Regions from separate parts of the Homo sapiens genome. Here regions 1 and 3 are each linked to region 2. A link is an interaction called in ENCODE POLR2A ChIA-PET data of the cell type or tissue named here. Cell type or tissue: MCF 10A. All regions are shown on one strand. Links, peaks and the distances in the headings refer to the core of each region. The heading gives the core; the rest is flanking DNA.

Evidence for each region. ChIA-PET counts read pairs that join two places held together with the same protein. Peaks named below come from ENCODE experiments on the same cell type or tissue, not always from the same donor. Only the 100,000 strongest peaks of a DNase experiment are listed, where the experiment ranks them.
Region 1: POLR2A ChIA-PET joins it to region 2 with 5 read pairs; 2 of 35 experiments call an interaction of 5 or more read pairs at or near these places.
Region 3: POLR2A ChIA-PET joins it to region 2 with 5 read pairs; 1 of 35 experiments calls an interaction of 5 or more read pairs at or near these places.

The regions. Positions count from the first base shown.
Region 1 is chr21:18,397,865-18,408,815 of GRCh38, forward strand. TMPRSS15 (transmembrane serine protease 15) reads right to left here and starts at 5,921. Exons shown (of 25, transcript NM_002772.3): 1 at 5,614-5,921; 2 at 335-465; 3 at 15-82. The coding sequence starts at 5,758. In MCF 10A, for the core only: no CTCF peak of the experiment used is centred there; no DNase peak of the experiment used is centred there.
Region 2 is chr21:18,488,939-18,499,889 of GRCh38, forward strand. No RefSeq gene overlaps it. Among named protein-coding and RNA genes, the nearest start is that of TMPRSS15, 91 kb to the left of the region's middle. In MCF 10A, for the core only: no CTCF peak of the experiment used is centred there; a DNase peak (open chromatin) is centred at 4,723.
Region 3 is chr21:18,946,286-18,957,236 of GRCh38, forward strand. No RefSeq gene overlaps it. Among named protein-coding and RNA genes, the nearest start is that of MIR548XHG, 190 kb to the left of the region's middle. In MCF 10A, for the core only: CTCF peaks have their summits at 5,569 (motif pointing right) and 5,770 (motif pointing right); a DNase peak (open chromatin) is centred at 5,566.

The DNA of each region.
Region 1 (10,951 bases), core at 2,204-7,203, 91 kb before region 2:
TGAGCTATACTCACTCAAATTGTAAAACTCTTGAGTTCTTATATTCATTCTTCAGATTGCTTGATAGAAAGATCTCATCTATCTAGAAAAATATAAAAGATTGAATGAGTATACTAAATTTAGGATTTTAACTTTTGTTGAAAAATTTATACAAAGCAATCTTTATGTTCTGCTTAGAGTTGGGGCAATTTTCTCCATAGTAATGGGGCTCATACATTTGAGTATCTTGGGCATATTACATTTATTCTCTAGTTGTTTCACAGTGAGAAAATGGTGTTTTCAGCAAGTAGTTAAACTGTGTTATAAAATTTGAAACCAGCTGTCAGTCTCCTACCATTTGCTGAAGGTCAAAAGCAAGAACTTTGAAATCCACTGAGAGTTTGTCTTGCAAATTAGGATTATATGTAACTCCGGATGTTATTTTAAATGTCGCTCTGGCTTCATGACTCTGTCCAAGTGCTGCACCTAGATAAATTAATAAGGAAAAAACACTAAGATTTTGGATTATGAGTAGGAGAAAATATGCACATTCTGTTAAGACATAGAAGTAAAGCTCTCGCCTGATGTGTTAGCTCTGTAGTTCTTGCTTTTTCTTTGTAGTCTCATGTTTCAAAATCAGCTGCTTTCTTTCACCAGCTGTCTGATTGTTTTAAAAGATTGGAAACTAAACCTTTTCTCCATTCTTTCAACATTTTTTTTCTTTTCTTTGAAGTCTAACCCACACTCCAAGCTTCCAAATTTTCATTATTATTGTTATTGAGATTCCTGTTGGAAGATACACGGACTGATGAACTCCCACCAATCATGGGAAGTGACTCAGGGAAACATGGTGAGAAGTGAACCATTAAAAGTTTTGTAGTTGCTTTCAGATACTTCTTGAACACCTAGCATCCAGGGACACCACTGGGTTTTGACATATGAATTCCTGTGAAGATTTCAGTGTTTTGGTTACTTTGAAACATGACTTTGAGGCTACTTCTTTCATTCTAATAATTATAAAAATGGCATGCATGACCTTGTGCCATTAGCTGGTGACTGTCTTTGTTGAAGACGTTATTTAGAATGCTGTAGAAAATAGATAACCTCACTAGGAAAAAAAAATGTAAAAAAAGAAGGTTAACGAATTAAATATAAACATGGATAATAAAATGTGTCATTAAGTCCTACATAATCCCTTTATCAGCATATTTTCATTGACACTGATTTATGTTTAAAATGAATTGCTTCAACTGAAACTCACAATAATGAACTCATTAGTAAATATAATAATAATGACATATAATTCTCACAATAATCTGGTGCGAGAAGACGTAGTTTCTTCTTTTCTGAGATAGGGTAATTGGAGTTTAGAACGATTAAGAAAATTTCTCAAGGTAGTAAAGGTCTTAGGCAACAGATCTGGAATTTGGTCATTGAAATGACTGACTCTACAACCCAGGATCTCTATATAATACATTGACACCAAACTATCCCATTAAGAGGATAATTAGAAATAATAATTCAGGCAGTATGTGTGCATATAGTCTAAATAGCTTTAATTGCATAATTGATGTAACATATTATTTATACTATTTCATTTGTATTTTAAATACTCAAAATTACATTGAAGTTTGCATGTTTAAATGTAGAATACAAAGAAGGACTGAGGAACTACAACAGATTAAAGGAGACTAAGGAAGCGTAATAACTAAATCTTATATAGGAATCTGCATTGGATCTTAAGCTGGTAAAGGGCATTAGTGGAAAAACTGGTGAAATTTGAATAAAGTATGTGGTTCAGTTAACAATACTGTAGAAATGTTAATTTTTTGATTGTGACAATTGTACTGTGGATAAACGAAATATTAACATCCAAGGAAGCTGGGTTATATGAGAACTCTGTACAATTTTTGCAACTTTTAATAAGTCTAAAGTGAAGTCAAAAAAAGTATAAAAAATGTTAAAAGTAGTATGTGCTTTGAAAGCCCTAAAGACTCTGCAAAAAGGCTCCTGAAACTGATAAATGACTTCAGCAAAGTTTCAGGATACAAAATAAATGTACAATGTCAGTTGCATTTCTATACGCTAAATACATTCAAGCTGAGAGCCAAATCAAGAATTTAATCCCATTGTCAATAGCCATACAAAAGATAAAATACTTAGGAATATCTCTCACCAAGGATATAAAAGAGACCTACAAGGATAACTACAAAACACTGCTATAAAAATCAGATAACACAAACAAATGGAAATAATTCCATGCTAATGGATTGGAAGAATCAATGTTGTTAAAATGACCATACTGCCCAAAGCAACCTACAGATTCAATGCTATTCCTATTAAACTATCAAACTCATTTTTCATAAAATCATAAAAAATGATTCAAAAATTCATATGGAACTAGGAAAGAGCCAGAATAGTCAAAGCAATCCTAAGCTAAAAGAACAAAGTCAGAGGCATCACATTACGCAACTTCATGCTATACTATAAAGCTATAGTAACTAAAACAGCATGGTAGTAGTACAAATACAGATACATAGTCCAATGAAACAGAATAGAGAACCCACAGTAAAGTAAAGCTACACATCTACAGCCATCTAATCTTTAACAAAGTTGACAGAAAATAAACAATGAGGAAAGGACTTGCTAGTTAATAAACAGTGCTGGTATATCTGGCTAGCCATATGCAGAAGAATGAAACTGGATCCCTACCTTTCACCATATACAAAAATTAACGCAAGATAAATTAAAGATTTAAATTAAGACCTCAAACTATAACAATCCTAGAGGAAAAAAGGAAAACATCATTCTGGAAATTATGCTTGGCAGAGAATTTAGGACTAAATCCTCAAAAGCAGTTGCAACGAAACCAAAAATTGGCAAGTGGGGCCTAATTAAACTAAAGATCTTCTGCACTGCAAAATAAACTATCAAGAAAGTCAACATACAACCTATGGAATGGGAGGAAATACTTGCAAACGATGCATCTGACAAGGTCTAATATCCCGAATCTATAAGGATCTTAAATAATTGCACAAACAAAAAACAAATAAACCCATTAAAAACTGGGCAAAAAACATGAACAAGCACTTGTCAAAAAAAGACATACAAGTGGCTAACAAATATTTTAAAAAATACTCATCACCACTAATCACCAGAGAAATGTAAATCAAAACCACAATGAGATACCATCTCATGCTGGTCGGAATGGCTATTACCAAAGAATCGAAAAACAACAGATGTTGACAAGGCTGCAGAGAAACAGGAATACTTATACACCGTTGATAGAAATGTAAATTAGTTCAGCCACTGTGCAAAGCAGTTTGGCTATTTCTCAAAGAACCTAAAACAGAAATACCATTTGACCCAGCAATCCCATTACTGGGTATATATCAAAAAGAAAATAAGTCATTCTACCAAACAGACACACGCACTCACATGTTCATCACAGCACAGTTTACAATAGCAAAGTTATGGACTCAACCTAGGTGCCCATCAACGGTGTACTGGATAAAGAAAATGTGGTACATATGCATTGTGGAATAAGATGCAGCCATAAAAAAGAATGAACTCATGTCCTTTGCAGCAACATGGATGCAGCTAGAGGCCATTATACTAAGCAAATTAATGCAGGAACAGAAAAAACAAATACCACATGTTCTCAAGCATAAGTGGGAGCTAAACAGCAGGCACTCGTGGACATAAAGATGGCAACAATAGACACTGGGGACTACCAGAAGGGGAAAGTGGGAGAGGGGCAAGGGTTGACAAACTAACTTCTGGGTACTATGCTCAGTACCTGGGTGATGGGATCATTCATACCCCAAACCTCAATATATGCAATATACCCAGGTAACAAGCCTGCACATGTGCCCCCTGAATCTAAAATAATAGTTTAAAAAGAAAAAAATAGCAGTATGCATTATGATCTCTGATGTATTGGTAAAGCATTAACTCGAATCCCTTTTTATATTTAGCTGTTCACTGTTAAACAGTATTATCACTTATAAATATTTATTTTCTCTTTCACTTGTAAAATAACTAACCTTTGTATGTTTATTGAACAACAGGGATTCCAATGGACTTTCAAATGCTTATAGATCCTTCAAGTTATTCACAGCAATTAAATAAGACCAAAACAGCCATTTTTCTAAAAGTTTAATTCAATCTGTATTGTATTTTAGTACTTTGTATAATTTTATAAAATATCCACACTTTCTTTCCCTTTAAAATATAGCCCGTGTGTATGTCTATAGTTTTTAAATAGACCAGGAATTATACTAAAATTATTTAATAAAACTATGGCATGTGCATTACATTCTAATTTAAACTTACTTATTTACTAGAATAAAATAGCTAACCCAACAATTGTGAATTTAATAGGTAAAACTAAAATCACTCACAATGGAAAGATACGGTGGCTCATGCCTGTAATCCCAGCATTTGGGGAGGCCGAGGTGGGCAGATACGAGGTCAAGAGACTGAGACCATCCTGGCCAACATGGTGAAACCCCACCGCTACTAAAAATACAAAAATTAGCTGGGCGTGATGGCGCGCACCTGTAGTCCCAGCTACTAGCAAGGCTGAGGCAGGAGAATCACTTGAACCCAGGAGGTGGAGGTTGCAGTGAGCCGAGATCGTGCCACTGCACTCCAGCCTGGCGACAGAGCGAGACTCTATCTCAAAAAAAAAAAAAAAAAAGAGAGAATTTATATGCACATATATATATATAAAGTTCATCATTTTAAAAATGTAAAAAATTGTTTTTAAGAGAAAATAAACTGTTAATACGTAGGTTATTGCTATGCTTTCAATTTTTTAAATTTACCCTATAAATGAATAAGTGGTAAGATGGACTATAAGTTCCAGAGCGGGATTGTCTAGTTTGGAATCTTACTTCTGCTACCCACTAATAATGTGAACTTAAGCAAGTTACTTCTAGTCTCTGTCTCAGATCCCTCATCTGTAAAACGAGCATACCAATAAGCTTTCATATGTTGTAGCTACACAATACATTTGAAGGTATTTTAAAAGCTGTTGGTACAAAGTTAGCTCTAACTAAGAGTTATCATTTCTTATGCTTTTTCTGTTTATCGGAGTTGCTACTCAGTTTGTGACCTTTTTAAGTCTACATTTATATCCAAGTTATTTTATATTAGTAGAATTAAAATGGTTAGACTGATAAGAGAATGAAGATAGAAATAAACAATATTTTCTGTTAACTTTGCATGTTTATCTACTTACATATTCAACAACATGTTAATATGTTTGTGATTTAAATTATATCAAAACAAAATCAGGGGCCATGAAATCTACTTGATTATATGTTGAAACCAAGATACTTATTTAACATTATTTATTTTAAAAACTACTCAGTCTCATGCTTAAATTCTGCATTAAGTTTCAAATTACATACCAATTAATTTTCCTAATATTCTCTGAAGGGAACTACAGAGAAGTACATGAAGGCAACATAAATATTTTGTCATGAAGATTAATTTGAAATATTAGATTGAAAGCCCAAAATAATGCATTTAGTTGGCAATGAATAAAATAGACTTACAGAATAACTGACACTAAAGTGTGTACATTCAGCTGAGAGCACCTTCACGAGCCAACTCCATGTGACTTACCTCGTTGGGATTCCTTGATTGTCAGGCAGGATACTGCAATTAATCCAGCACAGAGCACTACCAATATGGCAAAGAGAGCTGCAAACATGATTTCATAGGAGCTGAGAGAATGATGCCTAGAAGATATGCCTCTTTTCGACCCCATTTTTGGTTTTGAAGGCTTGCTAATTTAAGAACTGAAAGAGAATATAAATAATTCTACCAACTGAAGAGAAAAATCTCTCAAATTTTTAAAGATGTGTAAAGCAACAACCACCTGTCTACATGCATACCAGTCAGTGTAAGTGAGTTGTGTATGTCTCTTTGGCAAAATTATGTCTCTATACATTAAGTATCATTAAAAGGGTAGTTAATCTTTAAGAAGATATAAATGAGTAAAGATGCCTAGAGTTGTAAATGTTAACTACCTGAACAGGCCATTTGCCAAGGTGAATCAAATTAAATTCATGTTGTAAACAAAAGACATTTTATCATTTTGAGAACTATTAAGAAAAATGTGAAATTCATGACAGACAAATTAGTCACTAGGCACATGCATCTGATATTCATAGAGAGAGTTCCTAACAGATCAACCTTCTACCCTCTGACTCAGATGATTCTTAAGACACTTCTCTTATATGTTGATATAGACCTTCTAAAAATAACTTTTAGGTGCAGATGTATATAAAGCCTAACATATATATACTCTCTCTGTGTACATATACATATACATGTATTCCTTATGGAAACAATCAAAAGTGTTGCAAACTTTGTTATGTCACCCAGGTGAAGTTATGCAATGTAAGGCAGTATTACATAAGGGAAAGTACACTTAAACAAGGCGTTCTATGGCTACTCTTTATGGCCTTGTGCAGTTATTAATGAATGGTAGTACCTGTCATAAGAGGAATAAAATATGTGTTTCTATTCTAAGAAAATAGTCTGGGTGGGGAAGACATTGCTCACTTGCCCTGGACTTTATCTCTTTAAATATGCCAATTAGAACAAGAGAACAGGTTAAGATAATCATAGTTATAGTTGTAGATATATGCTTTATGGAAAAATCAAAGTCATTTTCTGATAATTAAATTACGGTTTAGCATTGGGATTATTCACACCATGAATAATGATGAGTTCAGGAACTTTAAAACACAAAAATTAAAACTAAATAAAACCGAATCTATTCTGAAGTAAACCAATGTGACTTTTATTCTGGTAAATAAAACTGGCAGGAGGTAAGAAAGTTTTAGATTGGAAACCCCTAACACACTGAAATTGTGGCATATTATAATGGGCTAAGATGAACAGTAGCTGCTTTTCTTCTTCTTTACCCATGAAAGAAGAGAATTGCCTGTTGCCCCCAAACTCAAGAATTTTTGCTGATAAAAATAGAATTATGAGTAAACAAATGTATTTCATTGAAAATATTTATATTTTTAGCTAATTGACTTAAATATATATATGAAATATATATATGAAATCAGAGACACCACTTATGGACTTGGGAGAAGTTTATTTTATTTATATTCTAGGGGACAATTACAATAGGCCAGACCCTCTGATAAAATTGGAACCTACAAAAAGCGCCTCTTGAATTTGGAAAGCCAAAGTGAAAGCACAATGACTGTTTTCTTTGTATGGCTAGTGCAGAAGCAAACCCTTTTTAGAATATCATATAGCGCTTTAAGTTACATTTCTTTTGACTTTATAGAAGGAAAGCAGAAGACAGTGAGTTCACATGTCTGCTTCAAGCATAGCATGGATTAATGGATAAAATATTAGATTGAAAGCCCAAAATAATGCATTTAGTTTCAGAAACAAAACTTTCACTTTCGATCACAAATTCTCCTCAAATAATGTTTTAAATAATTATATTTAGTATCAAGCAAATGAGTGAAAGAATAGCTTTTTTAAAGAAGGCAATAATTTATGGAGGACAGACTGAAATTAAACAAACAGATGAATGTGAAAAATCAAATCACATATCTTGAAATTTTTTGAAAAGTTATTAAAATAAAACAGGACTTGCCCTATCAGGTAACAAAACTCGTTACAAAGCTGTGATATAAAGAGAGTGTTGTATCAGTCCCAGCAAAGAAAACTGTCTCAGCGGAATTAAGTGCCCATAAGTGTGATTTGCATATGGAAACTTCATATATGAAAAACGTAGGGCATTAATAATAGGTTAGAAAAGAGTGGCTCTTCAATACATAGCGCCGCATTGATTTGTTCTCCATCTTCACATGAAGAACTTCAGATCTTCATCTCACACCGTGAAGAGACATAAATTCCAGGTGGATTAAGCATATATAAAAAGCACGGAAAAATTTTAGAAGAAAATATAGAAGAATGTCTTTCTAATGATAAGGTATTGAAGGAATTTTTAGAAAAGGATTCAAAAATAAAAGGAAAAATCATGAAGAACATTGATAAATTTAGCCAATAGTAACACTGACTTTTCTTTTTTTAAAACAAAGTGTATCTAAAAAATAAAACCCTAAGCCACAGACTTGTGTTTTTTTCTTTATAATTTTTTTCAAACTGCATATGTTTTCATTCAGCTATGACAGAATTGAACTGAGGCAAAAATTTTGGTATGAGGTACTTACATTTATTTTAAAGGCAGTCCAGAAAACCTCCATGAGAAGGGCTGGGAAGTGAAGAGATGGAGGGTGATAAAGCCAGTGAAGACTGGGTGTGATCAAGCCAGTTACCATCATAGGCATCTGGAACATAAGTCTGCTTGGGACCTGCGTGAGACAGTGGGAACGCGTGTCAGAGCTATCCCACTTAGGGGGAAATAGAGTGGAATATTCATTTGCCAAAAAGCCATGCTCATTGGTTGAGGTTAGCTTCTGGGACGTCAAGTCTGGCACTTCGAGTTACTCTGTGTGAGTAGAACATCCAGGGAAGCTGACTTCAGTGTGCAGAGATGAATGAGAGGGCCTGTGAGTATAGAATCCTTACAATAGCTGCTATGGCTTACAAATAAAAAACACTCTTCAGAGATTAAAGAGATTTTCTATTGACTAACAGATAAAAGACAAGTAGCAGGCAATTGACAAAAAGGGCAAAACCAAACAAAAAAGAAAGAAAACAGGAGCACACAAATGTCTATAGGTGGTCAATGTTAGTAGTAGTTATGGAATTCTAATAAAAATAAAAAACTGACCTTAGACATATAAGCAAAAATTAAAAGCCTTAGCAATACTTAGTAGTGTCATTCATCGCTTGTCTGAGTGAAGATTCAAATAATCAAGTTGAATAGCAATTTGGTTAATATCTAGAAAAACTAAATGCACACATACAATCTGACCTCCAAATTCTCTTTCCAGTTAAATCTGGGACAAGTAGACAATGAGATAACATTCATTATAATACAATTATAATAAAATTGTAAGCCCTACAAAATATAGGGAAAACTTAAGTGTTCATCAATAGGAAAATGAAAAAGTGAAGTGTATTATGTTTATAGAATAAAATGTTATACACAAGTTTAAAGTACATGAACTAAAGTTGTATGTACTAAACTAGAAATAATAAAACAAAATTATATGCAAAGAAACAAGTTTAGAGGGTTATATGTGATGTTGCACAGCCTAAAGTAGAAAAGAAAATCATTTGTTTAGTGATGCAATTCTGTGGATAAGAGTGTACCCGGAAACGATAAATAGAAAATCCGTATGATGGTTACTTCTGAGCAGAAAAGGGGTTGGTTAATATAGAAATAGAACAACAAGGTGTATTTGTATTGCATTACTTCTGTTAAAATATTTGAAATACATTAATGAACCACATAAACTTTGACACAGTTAGAGGAGTAGGACATGTGAGTTAATATTCTGCATTTTTAAAAAAATAGATCAAAAGTTAAAGGGGAGACATAAGATTGAAGTCTCTGTGGTATTATTAATAATTTTCATCTTACCAAATAATTATTAAAATTGAAAGAAACTTTATGTGCTAAACTTTCTTTTTCTTTTTTTCTTTTCTTTTTTTTTTTTTTTTTTGAGACAGTCTCATTCTGTCACCCAGGGTGGAGTGCAGTGACATGATCTTGGTTTACTACTAACTCTGCTTCCTGGGCTCAAGCAATCCTCCCACCTCAGCCTCCTGAGTATATGGGGCTAAAGGTGTGTGCCATCATGCCCAGATAATTTTCTCTTCCCCCGCTTTTTTCTTTTTGTAGAAATGAGGTCTCACTTCGTTGTCCAGGCTGGACTTGAAGGAGCTTTTCTATTGTGAAAAGTGTAGAAGTTACAAAAATGTCCCCATTAGCCAAGTCACTGAATGCCCATAGGAGAATAAGATAATTATTTTAAACATATACTTGAGACATTTAACCGTATAAGATAAAACGCTTTATGTGAAGTGGAAACAAATGAATACATATTTGGGATGGCAAATAAAGAGAATATACAGCTCTAGATAGGGAAGATCACTAACTTAAAGAAAATTTCAGTGAGTAAATTGTTGTGTACCATTTTGGTAATAGGAATGACATATTCTGGTTAGGTGAATAATGAAGTAGAAAGAGACTTGAGGATAGTTGGGTATGGAGTGGGTGTAGCCAATGCTTTAGTTTTTGAGACTCCTAAAGGTGGATTATAATTATTTTTGCCTAGGGCAAATAAAAGGGTAAGAATAGAACAGAGAAGAAAATTAAGAGTCTGATAAGCTCTTGATAATGTTATAGAAGCAAACAGACCATGTGCACAACATATAGTGTTCATTTGTTCACAAATAAGTGGTTTTATACTCTGACTGTATGAAGTAGCAGTAGAAATTGCAGAGTTCCTAAAGATTAAAGCCATGAACACTTCTGTGAAATTTCATTCACTGTTCAACACAAGATGAGAAAACCCAAACAGCTTTCACCTTTAAATAATTTTGTGTGGCTGGGTTGTAATCAGATAAATATCTCTAATACAGTTACATTTTTAGAAACTAATATAAAATAAGAAAATATGTATTCTTCGTCAAAAATACTTCTGGACATTTCAGAGACTTCTTTTTTCTCCAAAAATACCAGTGCCATAGTCAATGAACACTCCTAGGATTGATGGTTCCAAGTTGATATGAGCTTAAGAAATACACATTTGCTTTTCTCCAAGACTGGTAATTATTTCTTTGACTTTCTATATAATTTTAACATGTTATTCTGAGATCTAATTGGCAAATTCTTTGTATTTTAGGTTTTTAAAGGGGTGGTCATCTTTATTCACACACAGTCTGAGGACTATTTAATAAACATCTTAACTAGGCACAAAGGAGAAGGTGGACCTTTAAATATTATTAAATGTCTTTATCATTGAGGATTCTTAAGTACTGCAATCTAAGAGATTTGCTTACTGGATAT
Region 2 (10,951 bases), core at 1,915-6,914:
TTAGAGTGTGAAATATTGAGTATGTAGGAGAAAGCAGAAGGAAAAAATTCTGGTGTTATATCCCTAAGTTGGCAAGAGAAGATGAGACCTGACTCTAAGAAGTGGGAAGGCAGGGAAGTGAATGCAGACTTATGGGTGAATAGGTGTTGTGATTGGTTATGTGGAAGCTCTTTTCAGATTGCTTCAGTTTTCTCAGTGAAACAGCAAGCACAATCAGCAACTGGGACAAAGGTAGGGGTGTGATACTGGAAGCTCGAGGAGAGAGAGCGTGTCAAATACTATTGAGAATGTGGAGGCATGAACATACCAACAATATGTGATGTGACGTCTGCCAGCATTAAAGGTTTGCTTAAAGTCTATTGCTATTAATTTATAGTGACAGCAGTCAGTGTATTTTTTTATTCACCTTTACTTTGCTAGATAGATGCAGATATGAAGTAGACACAGAAGTTGCTGTATTGTTGAATTTAACCATCATTATGGTTTTGCCAAAGAGTTCTGTTTTCATGCTGCTAATAAGACATACCTGAGACTGGGTAATTTAGAAAGGGAAGAGCTTTAATTGACTCACACTTCCACATGGCTGGAGAGCCCTCACAATCATGGCGAAAGGCAATTGAGGAACAAAGTCGCGTCTTACATGGTGGCAGGTGAGAGAGCTTGTGTAGGGGAACTCCCATTTATAAAACCATCAGATCTCCTAAAATTTATTCACTACCACGAGAACAGTATGGAGGAAACTACCCCCATGATTCAATTAACTCCACCTGGCCCTGCCCTTGACACGTGGGAATTATTACAATTCAAGGTGAGTTTTGGTTGGAGACACAGCCAAACCATATCAAGTCCAGTAAAGCAAGAACAGAAAGGAATCAGGGGTACTTCAGGGATTATGATGACTGGCCATGTAATTTGAGAGGGGACATTTTGGGGACAGAAGACCACAAAAAGGAAGAATCTCTGAACCAGAGACTTTAAGGTAGTGGTCGACATTTTTGGCACCAGGGACAGGTTTCGTGGAAGACATTTTTTCTGTGAAGTGGGTAGAGGTGGGGGATGATTTGGGGATGCAATAGTTCCACCTCAGATCATTAGGCATTAGTTAAATTCTCAGAGGGATGCACAACCTAGATCCCTTGCTTGCACAGTTCACAATAGAGTTCATTCTCCTATGAGAATCTAATGCTGCCACTGCTCTGACAGGAGGCAGAGCTTAGGTGGGAATGCTCTCTTGCCTGCTGCTCACCTCCTGCTCTGCAGCCCAGTTCCTAACAGGCATGCACAAATACTGACCCATGGCCAGGGTTAGGGACTCCTACTCTAGTTGACTCAAAGGATGGCTAAGATGGAATTACAAGAGGGAGTGATTGCAAAGTTAGCTGTGTCTGTTCTTACTTCTGTGCCATAGTGAAGTGTTTCCTGGCCATTGCCATATCCTTCATAAGCTTCCACTGATGCCTAGCCCTGTAAGAAAAAAAGTGGATACACATATCCTTCTGTCCTCTGTGTGGTACACTAGGCTTTGATGTCTTACAGCACTTTTAGTGACTCCTTTCAGTTTTTACTTGCTGCTTTCCCATCTTCTTCTCCTGTGATAAATCCAGGAAAGACACGTCTAAATGATAGCCCTCTACCAAAGGCCAAGCTTTCTGTCTTTGTATACTCAGGGTACGTCGTCTTTGAAATACTCAGTATTTGACATACTCAGGGTATGTTGTCTTCCAGGAGGCCTCTTATTTCTATCTGACAATTCACCGTCAGTGTTTTGTTGAATCAGTATAAATCAATCTTACTCATCTCATGTATATGCTTGTCTATCTCTACTTTGATGAATTTCTCAAAATCAGGGCCTGTCTCTTAGTCACTGTATCTATGTACAAGACCTAGCCAATGGCTAGCATAAAATAACGTATCCTAATTAATCAAAAGATCTGTTATCACCTGAAATTCAGCTCCATATCTAATTACATACTTGATCTATCATGACTATTTCCCATTCACCACACGTTTGGAAAATATAACATTGAGCTAATTCATTACTTACCTATCCAGAGAGGCTCACTGCTCTGATGTCCTTCTCCACCACCCCGCTCCCTGCAAGTATTCACAACATTTTCTAAACCACCTATGTTTGGAACTCTGGGTCTTTCTTTCATCTCACTTCTGCATTTTTCAGATCCCTTTACCAAACCTTATAAGTAATTTATATTTCTTTCATCTGGCTTTTGCTGTTTCCAGATCCCTTTACCAAGCCCTATAAACAAATATTTTAAAATGTCTTATTCACTAATTTCTTTATTTTTATTTCTATTGCAGTCACTCTTTTTCTTAGATTCAGAGTCATTTACTCATTCTATAAATTATTTTTAAGCACCTACTAAGAGCCAGAGACCTACTAAGTGCTAGGTGCTGGAGAGAGAGTTTTAAACAAACCACGCAAAGTCTATTCTTTCATGGAGCTTGCATTCTAAATGCCTTAGCAAGAAAGTATAAAATAGTGCTTCTGTGCTATTTAAGAATTTAAAACCGAGTTTGGGATAGAAAGTGACCTGGAGTCTACTTTACATTGAGTGATGGAAGGTTCCCTGAGAAAGTGACATGAAAACTGACCTAAATTAATGACATTCACTGACACCTTTGCTGACTGTTCCACATCTCTTGTATCTCACTCTGTCCTACAGATCTTTCTGCCCTCGCACTTATTTAGTGTATTACATAAGGTAGCCATTGAAAATATGTAACTTGGTATTTTTATCATAATTGTCTCAGGTATATCAACTATGAACTTAGAGTATAAAGTCTCTGAGAGTGAGACTATCACCATCTATACCAACATGCAAAGGAAGGAGCCTCTGAAATGGGAGGTAAAATGTTAGCTTTCCTGTTTTTATACTCAGAATTTTAGTTTTATATTTGTTAATAGAAATTTTAAGATTAATTTAAAAATAGATTCACTTATTCCTAAAACTCTTCATATTTATCACCTGAATATGAATTCCTCCAGCAGTGTTTTTTTTCCACTAATATCACCTACACATTGCTGCTCTCCTTCTATGACTTTTTGAATGCACATAAACTTATTGTTTCATTTCTGAAACGCACTTAAGTCTTCCTGAGGCTATATTCAATAGCAATTAAATTTAACTTGTGTCATACCAATAATACACATAACTCAGTTAAAATGACAATGAACAGCTTTGAATGGGTTCACAGGTCCACAGCAATAGCATGCTTACCACCTGAGTGACTGTGATTGACAGGCACCATACCCAGATTGTAGGATGTGCTCTAATTTTACAGATCTTACATTGAAAGGTTAAAAAAAAATTTATCTTAGAAATGCTAAAATGAAGTAATCTATCCTCAGCTGATGTTCCATGGAAGAGCCCTCTGTAGGAGATTGACAGGTATGCTGAAAAGAGTTTGGGAATGCTGAGTTAAATACAGTTAAATTGGAGTCTCAGGACCTTCCAGAATCTTCAGTATGCAATAGGAACTATGTATTCCAAAAGGATTTATTTTTCAGTGTTTAACTAAGAACCCTTGTTTTCACTGTTCTCAGCCTTTGGAGTTAGTGTTCTATGGGATAAAATTTGGGCACTGATCTGGACAGCAGAAATAATATCCAAAGAAATATAGGTTATTACTTGATCCATAGATAAGAAAATGCAGGATTTTAGTGAGCTGTAAAAGCCTGAAGATCAAGATGTGGACCTGAAGGCCCATCTATTTGAGACATCCACTGGCTGTGGGCCTCTTCCTCTTAAGCTGGCTATAAAATCAATATAGCTCATACCATCTTCCTATTAACATTTCCCCCTGTAGTTAGCTGCATGTCCTAGATTTTCAACATGGTCCAAGTATAAAATACTTTGTCCCATTATCAACTAAGTATCTCATGTGATTTCTTGCAAAGTCAGGTTATTAGAATATAATGTGGGCACGACACACAGAGGCAGAGCCCAACCTCAGCAACCTTTTTCCCCTTGAAATGTTTATTTTCAAAATTATCATACAAAAATTCGAAAGAAAGAACAATAAACATTTGCATAGCTTTCTATTCTCACTTTTACGCTAATGTACTTTGAGTCTAGAGGTAAGGCATTTCAGTGCTCTCATGAATGAAATGATGTAGTTGTGTGATCTTCAGGGATTCATTTGCCTTTAACATTTTGTAAGACCATGTAAGTCATAAGTAATTATAATAATAAAAAATTTAGAAAATATTATCTTTCATTTCTAGCACCATTATTCAAATCTTAGTAACACCACAATGTTTATCTGTGCCTGGCATTTTTCATTTCACATAATTTCTAGTAGCACGAATAAACATTTAACAAGAGATTCCTAGGAGGAAAACTGACCTTCTAAGACTAAAGCCCAAGGGAGTCACAATTAAGGATTTGAAATAATTAGTCTGGTTCTGTAATGTTGTACCTCCTTTTATTCTTACCATTTAGTCTCATTCCGAAAGTTTAACTAACCCTAAGTACATTTATCATTCCAGGAGCGTTATTATACTCTGCGTCTAGCAACATCTTAGGTATCAAATAATTCATCTTGCAAAGTAGAAGCACCTTTTATTTTTCTTCTCTTCCTATATCTCAGTATCTTAATTGCAATGACTCATGAGCTGACTTTTTTTGTTTTTTTCCCGGTTTGCTCACGGTCGTGCTGATGTGTCACAGAACAGTGACTACAACTTCTGCTGTAATTGATGGGAACGAATTCTTCTGGGATGTGTTAATACAGCTGCAGGCAGTAAGGCAAGCAGCGAATGGAAACTAAATGGGTTCAGGAGCTCTAGAGACAATGATGTTGCTGGAGGCGGAGAGGTAGGCAGCCACTAATAACTACAGCTAAACAGTGGGACAAAATCATGCACTAGGTTTGTTTCACCAATCAGTATATATCATATGCATTTGGCAGTTCGGAGTAATTCTTTCTTTCCCAAACCAATTAGCCCTTCACTGTGGTGCTAACTAGTGCATATGTAGCTGCTAGTTAGAATAATCACTAGCATTAGGAGATATACGTAATGTAAATGACGAGTTAATGGGTGCAGCACACCAACATGGCACATGTATACATATGTAACAAACCTGCACGTTGTGGACATGTACCCTAGTACTTAAAGTATAAAAAAAAATGTAAAAAAAAAAAAAAGAATAATCACTAGGCCTTTGATTTTATGTGCCCATGTTAAAGATATAGATTTTCTTTGGTGTTTTGAAGACAAACTATGTCTTTCTTAATCTTGAATACTTTTTCCAAAGACCATGATTCTATTTAGCTTGAAATTAAGATTATTCCTGGCCGGGCGCGGTGGCTCACGCCTGTAATCCCAGCACTTTGGGAGGCAGAAGCGGGTGGATCATGAGGTCAGGAGATCGAGACCATCCTGGCTAACACAGTGAAACCCCGTCTCTACTAAAAATACAAAAATTATCGGGGCTTGGTGGTGGGCGCCTGTAGTCCCAACTACTCGGGAGGCTGAGGCAGAATGGCGTGAACCCTGGAGGCGGAGCTTGCAGTGAGCCGAGATTGCGCCACTGCGCTCCAACCTGGGAGACAGAGTGAGACTCCGTCTCAAAAAACAAAACAAAAAAAAAAGATTATTCTTTACATATTCGTTTGGTGTTCTAAACTTTCTAAACTTGGAACCATATAATTATAGTTTTGGTTCAAACATTTAATTTTGCTGGTTGGGTGTGGTTAATCCCAGCATTTTGGAAGGCCAAGGCAGGAGGATTGCTTGAGACCAGGAGTTTGAGACCAGCCTGGGCAACATAGTAAGACTATGTCTGCAAAATCAATCAATCAATCATTCATCATCATCATAATTTTGCTGATCAGGAGTTTGGTCTAAAAAGAATGAGTTAGTTGCCCAAGATCTCAGCACTGCTTATGGGCAGTCTTCAGGTAAAAGAAAATGATAAGGTTCATCATGGTTAGATTTACCAGCAATTCGGTAAAATATACTGAGAGCTTATAGTGTGTTACGCATAGGACAGGGGTGCAAAGATGAATTTAATTGACACTTGGAAATATACAAACACAAATTATTTCCAGGTATATATTCTTTACCAGTGACATGTACAAAGTGCTGCATGGGAGAAAAAAAATCTTAATTTGGATTGGAGAGTTGGAAGACAATGAAACACATACAGTCAGTGGCAGATATTATTGGTGGAAAAGCAGAAGTCCTGTTGCAGAGTCCTTGCAGACTGTAGTGGCATTTTGTGAACGTATTTATAATCTGAGTTTCACAAATATGTAAAACTACAATTTTCCTACCTGTAATTTGTATTTGTTTCATAGCACAATGAAGAGAAGCCAGAATGTATTTAGATTTTATGTGGAATCTTTAGATATTAAAATCACCTTATTTTCATTTCTCCAAATAGAAATAAATGTTCCATGCTCTTGTCATGGCCAATTTCGCTTACTAAATAACAAAAAACAAAGGCATATTGTTTTTCACAGCCTTGGCTTGACGTTATGTGGGTGACTTCCATGGCTATCTACATATCCTTGGTTTTGATACTAAACATCGTATCGATTACTGTTATTACAAAGATAACTGTATATAAAGGTCCTAGAGTCGTCAAGTCATTATTCATAATTCCTTTAACAGGCATATTTCTTTGTAAATAAAGAATTGGGCATGAAGTTAACTTACATGTCCAGTTGGGAAGAATTTAATGACTCTACCACCATATGGTGTCTGGCATCTTCCTAGAGAGCCACAAGTCACAACATAAAAAATCACTGCACTACAGTGTCAGACATGGATTTCAGCCTCCTGCTGAAATACTCAAGGAGTGTTCAATATTTGTGTCAGCTTTCAGCAGGCATTTTGATGAATATGAATGTAATAGAAATGTCTGAATCTGTGTATGAATCAAATATAAGCCAAATATTAACTGCCTCCTAAGAGAAAATGCTTTGATTATTTTTTCACTTGTTTTTCTGTCTGCCTGGTCATTTCTTGAGGCATCAGACTTCATACTGGTTTAGTGTTGGAGTCTCATTCTTCCGGGGAGGAAGGACAAATTAAGGGGACATATAAAAAATTTTTTTTAAAAGTATCTTAAATCTGTTACTTTTTGAAAGGACAACTATAAAGTTTACTATCTTCCAAAGAGGTCTTAAAATTCATAAAGGAGAGTTTAATTGCAGGATTTATGTTATAATTATGCATAGCCAGAAAGTCATGAAGCAATACTAAACATTCCTCACATGCTGTCAAGTCCACTGTCTTCAAAATAATTGTAATGTAAACGGTTATGTCTGACCAAAAGGTAAAGCGTCCTCACATCTCATGTAAATTAAATGTTTCAGAGGTTAGAGAATGACAAACCTGCTCTTCACCCCCTATTTAGAGAAATAAGGGTAGTTTAAGTTGGGCATAATAATGTAGATAAAGTAATACAAATAAAACAACAAAGTTATCCAGTTATTTTGTTGTGGACATTGTGGCTCCAGAACTTTTATTAACTGCTCACTGGTATACAATGGCTTCATTAAGTGCTATTATCAGGTTTTAAAAGAGTGTCTTTACAACCTTATGTTATTCAAAAACTTGGGAGAACTTCTTTAGACTGTAAGTCTTCAGGGAGAAATGATTTTTTCAAAAGAAAAATACATGAAAAGTACCTAGGTTTATATTTCTCTGGCCATAATTGACCAGCTACGGTTTTAGAGATCAATTTGTGGCTTGTGTGTTTATATCTGTCCCTTTAGACATTGTAAATTTTTATACAAAAGAGTAGCTGCAAATGTTCTCCTTCCCAACTGACAAAAGAAGAAGAAGAAATAAATAAATAATACCGTTAACATGAAAGAGTTCATAGGTGGTGTGGAATTTCAATAGGAAACCTAAGCCTGGATTAAAGGGCTTGATACATATACACTTGGATTTCTCATATGTAAAATAAAGGATTACATTAAATAACCTTCTAATTTTAACTTTCGTTACTTCATGATTCATAATATTGATTCTTAAGAATCATTTCTCTTTGTTTTTTTTTTTGGATAAATAAATGCCTTGCATGTAAGTATAAAAAATACTCTGAATCAGTCACCAATTGTTCTTCTTCAGTAACTATGGTTTCCTATATACTTGTTAAAATGTTCTATCCTCTTACTATTGCCAATTTCACTTACTAAATAATATAAAAAAGAAAAAAACACTGTTTTTTATACCTTTGTCAATAAATTATGGACGTCCATGGTTGTCTACGTATGTGGCTGTCCACATATAGTAAATACATATTTTATGTATTCTAATTAATGTAGTTCACATTTTTATATGCCCCAAGCACTCACGTGCCTTATGTTCAGTTGGGAAGGCAAGTCATGTAGAATCATACTACCAAACTCTACTTCTGTATTAAATAGGACCCTATACATTCTAATTATGATACTTTTACTATCGATGGAGAGAGAGAGAGAGAGAGGGAGAGAGAGAGAGATTCTACGTTGAATAGAAGACATCATCAGGCAAGATGATATTAAATCCCTTTGAAGATTATTTTTCTATCGGTAGTGGGTTGAGTGGTAGTCCTCCAAGAGATATTTTCACGTGGAACATGCAAATGTGACTTTTTTTTAGAATAAGGATCTTTGCAGATGTGATTAAATAAATATATTGAAAGAGAAAATCCTGATTAATTAGAGTGAGCCCTCAATCCAATGTAAAATATCCTTAGAAAAGAAGAGAAGGGGAGAAGATACATGAGAAAGGACGTCTGACAATGGAAGCAGAAACTTGGGTAATGCAGCCCCAGGAACATCTGGAGCCATCAGAATTTGCAAGAGGCAAGGAAGGATTCTTTCCTAGAGCCCTCAGGGGGAGTAAGGGGCCTCTTGACATCTGGGTTTAGGAGCTCTGGTCACCGAATCTATGAGAAGAGACATTTAGGTTGTTTTAAGCTATCAGTTTGTTATGGCAGCCCCAGTAAACTAATACACTATCATTGTCATAAACTTTATAAAACCAGGACTAATACATACATGGAAAGCTGAATCCATTTAGGAACTATATAGCACATTCAAACTGAGAAATTCAAGAGAAGGTAACAAAGTGACTCTTTACAAATGTGAGGTCAGGATACAGGACAGCGAAAGTGGTAGTGTGGTAAGGGTGCTTGCTAGGGCTGTCATAACCAAACATCACAGGCTATGTAGCTTAAACAACAGGAATTTATTTTCTCACAGTTCTGGAAGCTGGAAGTCCAAGACCAAGGTGCTGGCAGGGTTGGTGTCTCCCAAGGCCTCCTCCTGGGTTGCAGATGGCCACCTGCTCACTGTGACCTCATATAGCCTATTCTCTTTGCACTGCATACGTGGTCTCTCATACATGTCCTAATCTTCTCTTCTTGTTAGGTGGGTGCAAAAGTAATTGCGTTTTTTGCCATTGTATAGAGACACCAGTCAGACTGGATTAGGGCCCATAATAAGAGCCTCCTTTTCACGTAATTACCTCTTTGAGGGCCCTATCTCCATATACAGCCACATTCTAATGCACTGGGGGAATAGAGCTTTAACATATGAATTTAGAGGAGTTACAATTTAGTTCATAACATTGCTCTTAGCAAGGCCCCAAAGGGTGAGAACAGGATGAAATTATTTGAACCCAAAGACACAGAAGGCTTTGTGGAGAGGGTTGCCTTCTAGGAGCTGCCAGCTTTGATGGAGAGATAACAGCAAAGCCACAGAGGAAGGCAAGCTAGAGAGTCAATTCTTCTCTTCCTTAATTCATCTCAGGGCAAGAAACACCACCTCGATAAGACATACACAGCAGGCTTCCAGTGCCCAGAGCAAGGCTGAGAAGGATGGAGAGAGAGTCTGAGGTGGCCAATGGAAGACACTTAGCAAAACTGAACATTGAAAATCATTTCATGGAGACCACTTTAGCCAACTCTGCAGCCTGAATGTGTTAGCAAAATGGGTCTGGAGTAACAAAATACATCTTACCAACTCTTACTATAACTGAGGAGTTCATGAAAATGGTCTAGAAGAATAAAGTACATGTTGACAACTCATTATAACTGAGGAGTTAATAAAAACAACATAAATTTGTATAATATGATCTCAAAATTATAGGCATGCCCTGGAAGTTCTAAAAATCTTAATTCTTACTAAATTATGTTTTGTATTTTCAATTGAAGTGTATGTATTTATGTCTTCATAAACACTATGTGGTTTAGAACATCACAGATGTTGACAGGCATTCTAAGATTTAAGCGCTGAATGCTTAGCAGGGCTGTACTCCTGATATTCAAAATGCACTTACTCACATTTTAACTTACCTATACTCTAGGTATCTTCTTTGTTATGTGGAAAGATTATTAATATCCAAGAATATTACAAACTTATGGGATATGATTTTAATAAAACAATTGCTAGAGAAATGATTTTTGCGTGTAGCATAGTTCTTACTGTATCTTCACTACCCAGCACTAATTGATATTTGATAAACATTTACTTAACTGAATTAAACTGCAAATAGACTTGGCTCATTTTCCTACATATATAAATAAGCCCCTAGTACATAATTATTATTTGAACATCTTTATGTATTAGAAACTAAGTAATAGGTGGTAAATATTGGGATTTATTACCAGGCTGTTCTTATTGCCCATAGACTCCTTAGTCATTTTATATTAAGCCGTTTAATAAATAAAATAAATAAAAATGATTATTTTTAACAAATCGTCTCATATATTGATATGTATATTGTTTTTCTAATCATATTTGGCAGGGAAATGAAATTGCTTTGGGTGGAAAGCTGTCAGGAATATTCTTGAGACTTAACTCCTACATGAAAATACTGATTGTTAAATCCCTAAAAATAATTAAATTAATGCTTCTATATGTGTTGATATATTTTCCTGAGAATAGATGATGTGGGGAAAAGAATTGTATCTCATTATAATTTGTGATC
Region 3 (10,951 bases), core at 3,585-8,584, 460 kb after region 2:
ATATTTTTTTAACCCCAATTGAAGTTTTGGCCTTTATTGTGGAGGTTAAAATGCTGATATTATTGTTTTAATGTGTTTATTTTGTTCTTACTATCTTTGTAGACTTGTGTTTTTCCACCTTTTCTTTTCATTGTTTATAGTTTTTAATTTTAATAACATGTTCTTATTTTTTCAGTACTATACAAGCAATACATCCTGTTTTTAAAATGTAAATACAATTATTTACATTTAATTCTTTAAGCAACATATTACTAATTGTTAAAATACTGAATGATATTATGCCTTTTGTGTGTTCATAGTATATTTAAGTAGTTTAACATATTTTTGCCAACAATTTTGCTCATTCAAAGCATTGGTAACTTTCAATAAAATTGAAGTGCTGAATCATAATTAATTTTTAATATTTTTACAGTGTATAGTTTCTTGTTTTGTACTATACTTGGCTTTAATGTTGCTGAAAACAAGAGTAATCTCAGACCAATATACCTTACTGTGGAGATTATATATATATATTGCTATTGTGAATAGTGCTTCAATAAACTTGCATGTGTATGTGTATTTATACTAGAATTATTTATATTCCTTTGGGTATATACCCAGTAATGGGATTGCTGGGTCAAATGGTATTTCTGGAATGTCTTTCTGAGCTGTGTAAAAAGGCAAGGACATTTTTAATGTATTTTATGGATAATGATATTTGAATCTTAATAACATTCTTACTTATATGCCATATACTCTGTTAATTGATTTATCATTAATGTTCCACCTGTTCCACCAAATTCTCCTCCAAACTCCATTGGAACAAGTTATTTCTATGACGAGATACTTATTAACATCATTTACAGATGAGTGAACTAAAACTTAGACTAAGAAATTTGCACATATGCAATTCTAGAAATTGGCAGAATTTCAGTTTGTTACAGGAGGTAGCTAGTCAGGCGTGAGCAGAGCAGGGGAGGACTCCACCCACCCCCCCACCAGGAAAGTCTGATGACCAGCACGTGATGGTCAGGCTGTTGTTAACTGTCTCTATAAAATACTAATTGGTCACAGCCAGCACCAGAAAAAGGCAGTCTCCCTATAGATAGGAAACACTTGAAGCTGGTGATCAGCAGCTTCCTGATAAGATCTCATGAGCTGGCTGAATGGGCTCAAGCATGCTCATTAAAAAGCAAAATGGCGGAGTTTAACTGGTATATGACCCTCCAGGGTTATGCTGCAGGTAAAGGGAAGAAGCTTCCAAGGAAAGCTTCAGGTGAGCACGCATAAACTCCAGGAAACACACTGAGCAGACTCACCTCCCAAGTGCCAGCAGGTCACCGCGCATGCGGGAAGGTCACCCCAAGGGAAGAATCAATGGAAAAGGGACACAAAGGTGCCGGAAGCAGGCCAACATATAAAACCCTAAGTCCAAAGTCACATGCGGTGCTTGTCCTGCAAGAAGAGGTCAGCTTGGCCCTCTTCTAAGTGTACCTTTCTTTTTATTCCTGCTCGAAAGCTTTTTAATAAACTTTCACTCCTGCTCTAAAACTTGGCTCCGTCTTCTTTTTCTGCCTTATACCCTTCAGTCTAATTCTTTCTACTGAGGAAGCAAGAATTGAAGTTGCTGCAGACCTGTACAGATGCGTTCCACCAATAATAATTTGAGTCAGTGAACGGGAGATGGAAAAAAGTAAGTAGATTTGAGGGCTATTTTTAAAAGTATAACTCTGTTGGTTACAACAGTACTCTGTGATGATTCAACATTGAAGAGAAGAAAGAGAGAGGAGACACAATAAAGCTCATGTTTCTGGCTAAAGAATCCAATTGTGTATTATTTACATTTATTGAAAATTTTTAATATTTTATGGCACCATTTATTTTGATCCTTCATTGAACCCTCTGGTATTCCTATTTTCTTCTCCCTTTTTCTGAAATATTTTACTTTTGCAGTGTCATCCTCCCCTGTTTCTGCTTTACCTTAAGCATACTATAAAAATGGATTCTTTCTGAACATACGTAGGTCACCGTCCCTATCTATGTAGTACTGCATTTGCAGTTCTGGTACACAGCTTATGAGAAAGCACTAATGAAAATCTCACATTCAAGGTTCAGTTTTTAGTAGGCTTCCATTATTTCGTAAGTCTGTTTGATCTTACTGACTTTCTCTGCCATCTCTCAAACTAATTATTTTTATTTTTAAGACAGTCTTTCTTTGGAGTGCAGTTGCATGATCTTAGCTCCCTATAACCTTGAACTCCTCACCTCAGCCTCCCAAGTAACTATGACTGCAGGTGTGCACACCATGCCTGGCTAATTTTTTTTTAATTTTTTTATAGAGACAGGATCCTGCACAGGCTAGTCTTGGAACTCCTGGCCTCAAGCAATCCTCCTGCCTCAGCCTCCCAATGTCCTGGGATTACAGGTGTGAGCTGCAGAGCATGTCCAGTTTCTTCAATGCTCTACATTATCAGAATATTTTAAAAACTACATTTCCTACAATGTCTTGGCAACAATATGTTTCTTATCCCTACTCCTTCACAGAGTGAATCCTTTGTATGGAGGTAATGTCCTAGAAAATAGTGCAATTGCCAATCTGTTCAGCCTGTGCTGCTTCTATCCTGATCCCTACATCGAACTATACACAGACCTTCCAATGATCTGTTTTGTGGAAGTTGTCATTACTGATGGAAGAAGTATAGGGTATCTTCCTGTTTTTATTTAGTTAGACTATGTTTTATGAGGTCAATTCTGTATTATATTTGATTCCAATGCAAGCCCCTATGCCTTAAGAAAAATGGAGTTTCCTTAAAGTTCTTGACAGCATGTGTTTCTTAGTCTTGTTTTTTTCTTTGTGATTTTTATACATTGAGCTTTTATTTAGTCTGTATCTTCATGAATATTTTAGTATTAAGTTAAGAAACTGATTTGAGAGCTGCTAGATTAGGTGTAGTTTATTTTGGAAATTGTCTTGATATAGGAAATTTAATTTACAGAAATGGGAAAACAATATACTCTGTTTCTGGCTTCAGATAATTAAAGCAGTGCTCACTTCCTCATTAAAGTATTAATAATAATAGCCAGAGTTTTTTTCACAGCATTATTGAGATATAATTTATATACTATACAACTGACACACAAAAACGTACAATTCAATTTTTTTGGCATATTTCCAGAATTGTACAACCATACCCTAGTCTAATTTTAGTAGATATTCATTCCTCCAAAAGAAACCTCGTATTCATTATCAGTAATTTACCTTCTATCTCTATAGATTTACCTGTTTGGAAATGTCATATAAATAGAAGCATACAGTATGTCATCTTCTCTGAATTGCTTTTCTCACTTAGTATATTGTTTTCACGATTCATCCATGCTGTGTGATATGTCAGTACTTCATTCCCTTTTGTTGTGAAACACTCTTCCATTGTATAGATACACCACATGTAAACTACCCACTCACCGGCTGATGGCAACTTGGATTGTTTCTACTTTGTATTTATTATGAAGCAGGCTCCTATGAACATTCATGTAGAAATTTTCGTGTGGATGTGAATTTTCATTTCTCTGGCATGTATACCTAGAAATGGAATTGACAAGCTGTTTTCCAAAGTGGCGGAACTATTTTACATTCCCACTAGCAATGTGTGAGAGTTCCACAATTTCTCCACAATCTTGCCCATTCTTGCTTTCTGTCACTTTATTATAGTCATCTGTGATGGTGAATATTAGGTGTCAACTTGATTGGATTGAAGGATGCATAGATAGCTGGTAAAGTATTGTTTCTGGGTGTGTCTGTGAGTGTGTTGCAGAGACTAACATTGAGCAGGTGAACTGAGAGAGGAAGACCCACCCTTAATGTGGGTGGGCACCATCCAATCAGCTGCCAGCACAGCTAAAACAAAGCAGGCGGAAGAAGATGGGATAGATAAGCTGGTTTGCTGAGTGCGCTTTCATCTTTCTCCCGTGCTGGATGTTTCCTGTCCTGTGACATCAGACTCCAGGTTCCTCGGCCTTTGGACTCTTGGACTTACACCAGTGGTTTGTCGGGGGCTCTGGAGCCTTTGGCCACAGACTGAAGGCTGCACTGTTGGCTTCCCTACTTTTGAGGCTTTCGGACTTGTACTGAGCCACTACTCGCTTCCTACCTCCTCAGCTTGCAGATGGCCTATCGTGGGACTTCACCTTGTGATCGTGTGAGTCAATTCTCCTTAATAAACTCCCGTTCATATATACATCTATCCTATTAGTTCCGTCCCTCTGGAGAACTCTGACTAATACACCCTCCTAGTGGTTTTGAAGTAGTATCCCCTGGCGGTTTTGATTTGCATTTCTTTAATGACAAGTTATGTTGAGACTCCCCTTGTACTTATTGGCAGTCTACATATCTTCTTTGGAGAAACGTTTATTGAAACCCTTTTCTCATTTTTATATTGAGTTATTTGTCTTCATATTATTAAATTATGAGAGGTATTTATAATTTTGAATTCAAGTCCCTTGTCTGATACATGATTTGCAAATATTTCCTTCTATTCTGGAGGCTGTCTTTTCACTTTCTTGATGATGTTATTGGCAGCACAAAAATTTTACATTCTGATGTACCCCCATTGATCTACTTCTTTGTCACTTGTGTTTTTCAGAGTTTAAACCTAAGAAACTACTTCTATCTTTTATTCTAAGAGTTTTATAATTATTATTCTTACATTTAGGTCTATAATTAATTTTGAGTTAAATTTTGCTTGTTTTTATCTTTAGCCTGTCTACTCAGGGTTTACCCCTTTATCAGTAAAATTTATTTATTATTTAAAGATTGTGCTGTATTCCTCTTAGCTAGTTAGATTCGAACCCTTTATTGCCAACTATGAATGTGGCTTGGATACTGCTATCATTATTTAGGGAATTTACTTCTTTTTTGGTCTTAGCCAAGTACTAGTACTTTGGAGGTTCCCCCTCTGATTGCTTCATAAACCTTGCAGCTTTGAACAGGCACACAGCGTCCACAGCCATGGATGTGGGTGGTTTTATTTTTGATCTTTTGTAGTTATTTAGATCTTTTGATCTGAGTAGCTTATTGTTCAATCATCCTTTGGTCAGAAGTCGTGTTTAAGCTCCTTGTGTCGGTGAGCCTCCCCCTGTATTGATGGGTCATTGTGCAACATGAAGAATGCTTTAAATCCTTCCCTTTTCCCACTTTGATCACTTCCGCGTGGGTGCAAACCAGCGCATGCGCACAGCCTTCTCGATGCTCAGGGTTGCCTCTGATCTCAGGACAGCTCTTCTTAGCTGTCCTTTCCCCTGATTTTCTCTTTTAAACTTCTGGCTGTTCTCCTGTCTTACTAGTATCACTGAAATGCCACTTTACTCTTAATTGCTTTCCACCAAGATCTTTATTACTTTTGACAATGCCTTTAGATGAAGTTCTTCATTCTCTGTTCTAAATAAAGTCAGTCCCCTCAAACAAAGCTGAGGAGCTCATTATCCTTAAGTCCTGACCTCTCTCTCGTCAGAACTTACATGGTACTGCACCCGAGCTGAGGGTAGACACCCGCCTTTTCCAGAGTCACATCCCTACTCCAGTAGAGGGCAGTGTTTGCGTTAGGTTTGAATGTTTGAATGAAGAATGTTCCTCTCCAAAATTCATGATGAAACTTAATCCCCAATGCAACAGTGTTAAGAGGTAGAACCGTTAGGAGGGGATGAAGCCATGATGGCTCCATCGTCATGAATGGACTGGGGCTTTATAAAAGGGCTCGAGGGGACAAGTTTCTCTCTTCCCTCCCTTCTGCCACGTGGGGGCACAGTGTTTGTCCCTTGGGAGGGTGCAATGTTCAAAGCATCATCTTGGAAGCAGAGAGCAGCCCTCACCGGACACCAAAACTGCTGGCACTCTGATATTGGACTTCCCAGCCTCAAGACAAGTGAAAAATAAATTTCTGTTGTTTATAAATGACTCAGTCTTACGTACTTTGTTATAGCAGCACAAACAAATTAGACCGAAACTGTGCCTGTGTTTGTGGGAAGTAGCAGACCCTGGTCTTCTTGGCTTGCCCCTCATGATGTGAAATTGAAGTCCTTTGAAAAAGATGGGGTGGGGTGATTAGGGCCCCAGTATTCTCAGCTTGCCACACCTGGGGCCACCTTTGGCTCCGAAAGTGGGAGCTGGATGGAAAAAGGCATAGCTGGTGCTCTATACCACACCTGCCTAGAATGGAGCTTCTGCAATGTGCGGTTGGTAGTAGAGGGTAAGAAAAGCAGGCAACCTGCCCCTCCAGGGATGAAACATGAAGCTGAGGGGAGAGGGCAGTGCAGTAACTCAGTGGGTTATGACTCAAATGCCCCACCTGGCTGCTGCTCTTACTGAGATTTAGTAGATTTTCTTGATTGAATGTTTTAGCATTTGCTATATGCCCTTTGGACAATTTCCAGACTTTAAATGATTGTGTTTTAAAATGTTCACCAGTTAAAAGGCTGGAAAAAAGGGCCACTGTTCTCCTTATTCAACCATTCTATAAGTCCTGCCTACACTACTCTTTTAATATTTTTGAAATCTTGGTTATTACAAAATATAGCAAAACTTTGTCTTCAATGTTCCACATACTGATTCAGAAATACAGCGCTCTTAGAAATCAAATATAAACCTACAAATATTAATAAAAGGATAGATCTTAATATTAAAGAATCTAGTATTTTCTTAAATTAGTTATGTGCTGTATTTGGCTATAGTTAAATGTTTAGTTTATTTACGCAGCCTAATTTTATTCACTAATACACCTATTTAGTGGCAATTACCAAGGACTCTAGAAACAAATTTCTGTGTGTACGCAGGATAAAAGTTTGGTCCCGAGTCAAGAGATTGCTTTATAATTGATAGATTGCTAATGTTAATTTAAAATAAATGCCACCCAATTTACTTGATAATAGTACTTATGTAGCAATATTCATTTCTTGCGATTATGTATTTAAAATATATTGTCCATCAAGTATTATCTATTAAAAATATTATCTTCTACAGAATTGCTTTATTAATTTCTTTTACATTTTTTATGCTTAGCCAAGTTTATTTTATGAACATTACTTTTGTTATCAGTTCTTATCGATTTAATATATCAGCCACATTAATAACAGAGTAGCCTAGGCAAAATCCTCCAAAACAATTCTATCATCTTCCTCTTTATTGTATATCATATTTCTTAAACCTAACAATATAATTTTGTTTCAAAGTTTGTAGAGAATGGACTTCAATCTCTCTCTGAGATAAAATTATTATCTCGAAAGCTCAGGTGAGATAAAGATGAAATGAGTACAGGCAAACCTAGAAGGAAATATAAAAAGCAAGAGTTGTAAAAAAAAAGTTTCAGAACACATTTCTTAGATTTTTATTAGGAGCTTTTTTTATCTCTTATCTTCATATTAGAAGCATTAATACTTATGAGTTTGTTACCACATGAAATTTTGCAGTTAGAGACATAATTATATACACATATACACATATGTACATATGAACTATACACTGAAAGGGTTTCCCTGAGTAATGTAAATTGACATATAATTAATGTCTAACTCTATTGAAATTCATAGGATAACACTTATTTTTCATGCATCTTTTATTCACTATTACCTAGAAAATAGACTGTAGCAAAAGCAAATCAAAACCTCGGTTTGGAAACATAGATCAACAAAATATAAACTTGCCTATATGGGCTACTGCAGTGACTTCAGCTTGTATGAAAATTCTTGTGAAGACCCACTAAAAGGTATTATTCTGGTAGCTTTCCATTTTATTTATTTGTTTTATTTGTGTATGCACACGTGTACTCCTGTGTATCTATATCTAAATTTCTATCTGCAAATTTTGCTAATATATGATTCTGTAGTGAATTCAGCTTCTATAAAAGTTCTTGTGAGGACCCACTACAAGATACTATCCTGGTAGCTTTCAGTGATGTGTGTGTATTCTTATCTGCAAAATTTGCCTATATATAATACTACAGCAGCTTCAGCCTTTACAAAATGTCTTATGAGGATGCCCTGTAATATATTATCCAAGGAGCTTGAATGTGATTTACGTTGAGCTAGTATTTATCTTTAGCCTTTCTGTCAGTTAAATTTCCTACGTAACAACTCCAGAATTTTGTGTCTTTTAATGACAGCCAGTGATTCAGCCCATGATTCCGCAGACTGGCAGTTTTAATTGGGCTCAGTTGTTGGTTCTTTTGGCTTCTTTGTCTGTGGTAAGCTATATGATTGGTGGCCAAGGCAAGCTGGATTATGAAGGCCTTGTCTGAGAATGCTATTGACTAGGCCCCTCTCCAGGTAATGGCTTATCATCAGGCAGGCTAGCATGCATCTATTCACATGATTACAGGGTTACAAATGCAATAAGAGAGTGAACATTAAGGTGTCAGCACTTCTCAAGCCTCTAGCTGTGCTACATTTGCTACTTTTCAATTGTGCAAGATAAATCACATGGTCACACTGAAAGTCAGTGGGAAAACAGACTGCACCCTTGATGACAGAAGCTGCAAGTTGCAATGCAAGGAAAATGAGTAGAGCAGGGAAACTTTGAGGCTGTGTTTGCAATCTACTAACCTTTGGACCTGTTGATTACATTTCATCTGAATAATACGGCAATTGAGTTTTTAGCTTATTGTTTAAACAGCAAAAACGACATCCTAATTGTATTGTTCTGAGTGGTAATTTTAAAACAATTTATTTCTTCAAGGATTAGTTTCTCTGGCTGTGGTGGTTGTTTTCTCCACTATTCTGAAATTAAGACCTTGAACCTTGAAAACAAACAAATTGAGCTTCAGAATAGTATAAAGTGCACTGTGGATAAGTTTCTTGTTTTTTTTTATTCTTTAATTATTTTTCTAGAGTCATGTTTTTTTCCTTTGAGATTAAAATAATTTAACTCAAATTCTAATATAATTGAAATAGGACATGATCACGTTAATTTTCTCTTTCAAATATTTCTACTTAAAAATTAGTTGTATTAAAACAACCAGATGGATAGATATAGCTATGTGTGATATGTATATGTATGTATATAAAATATATGTGTGCATCTATATATCATATATTTTATATATGTACATGTATAATTTATATGGATTTATAATATACAGTCATATATAAATATATACATCATGCATTTATACCATATATACATGTATGGGGCAAAATTAATGTTACTATGTGTTTGAATTATCCTAAAAATATAATAAAAGTTTAAGTCGATTATAAAAAATGTGACAGTGTAAAAAATCAAATCTTCCAAATATTATAAAACATTATATTTTGGCTTATTTTATTTTTTTCCAGATAAAAATCTAGATGTCTTTAGATTTTATTTTTGGCACAGCATTTATTGCACCAGGAAAAATACATGTTAAGTTACTTAAAATAATTTTTATTAAATTGTTTAAAATAATTGTGCTTTATTTTTACTAATAGCACCATTTTCTTCCCTCCATTGAATTTCAGCTCTCAAAACATAAAATTTACTAATTATAAATTTTTAATGCAGAGATTCTCAAACATGGAATTGGGAAAAATTTCAGTGCTGTATTTAGTTGTGAATTATGTAGCAAATAATTTGTGCTGACATTTGAGATATATATATATGTATATATATAAAACTTCAAAACTTTAAAAAATATATATATGTATAATAAAGTTATATCTGTATATAATTTAGAGCAAAGGCAGTATTTTCTAGATAATAATGTCATTTTTACTTCTTGTCAGCCATATTTTTTTTGGAATAAACTAGAATGAGGCAGCACCTGGTCCCAGGGAAATGCATGGGAATGTTGTATAGGAGAATGTTACTCTTCCTGTCTTTTATGATGATGAGAAAAACAAAGTAGAGAAAAGCTACTTTAATCCACATGATATATAAATTGAAATCTTAAGGAAACATAGCATCAAAGAATGTGTCATTACACTATTCACAATAAAAAATGACAGCAGTTGAATTTGTCTATGAGTATCTCCACATATATTGCCCCACATATATTGTGGGACATAAATTTGCTGTTGCAAGGAGCAGGTGTCTAGAATTATCTCATTATTCTAAGAACCAAAGAAGGTTATGGAGACAGCACTAAGTAATCTTTAAAGAAAGCTCATAAATAGCTAACAGATAATGCTTCCATCCCCCATTTCCACCAGGATTAGTCTAATAGTAGCTGAAACTATTCAACAAGCCATGGCCTCATCAAAGACAACCTGAGATCCTTTCAAAAAATCCCATCTCTGATACTGTGATAATGCTTTTCCTTCCAAAATACTTCCACTTGTTCTTATCCCTGACACTTCCTTCCTCACATTGTTTTACACCATGAATACCGCGGAAAAAAGGAATATAAGCAGCAAAATTTGCTATGGACTTTCAATTTAACCACAAATCTCTGCATCCTAACCCCCTACATTTTTTAAGGTCAGTCTTCCTCTTTTCAACATATATAATAGAAAATGTTAAAATGCACATTTCCAAAGAATAGTATACATAATATTTATCTATTTTCCAAAATAAAATCTTAATTCAGCTTCTCATACACAACAACATCAGTCAGAATTCCATTCTTGCTCTTCTTGTTGAGGTTGAGGGGTTTTCTTGATTATTTTCGTTGCTGATGCTTCTTTGATAAAAACACCTATTTTATTTTTTGCCTTACTGCTTTTAAAATTATTATTTTAAAAAACATAGTAATTTAAAATAGTAATTTTTAGTATTTTAAATACTAAATAGTATTTAGTAAAATAGTAAAAAATAGTAATTATTTAAAATACATAGTAATTTTATGTATTTATAGGACACAGTATGATATTTCAATACAATATATAATGTATACAATGTGTAATAATCAAATTAGAGTAATTAGCATATCCATCACCTCAAACGTACTATTTCTTTGTGCTGGGAACATTCAAAATCCTGTCTTCTAGCAATCAGGAAATATGTAAAGTA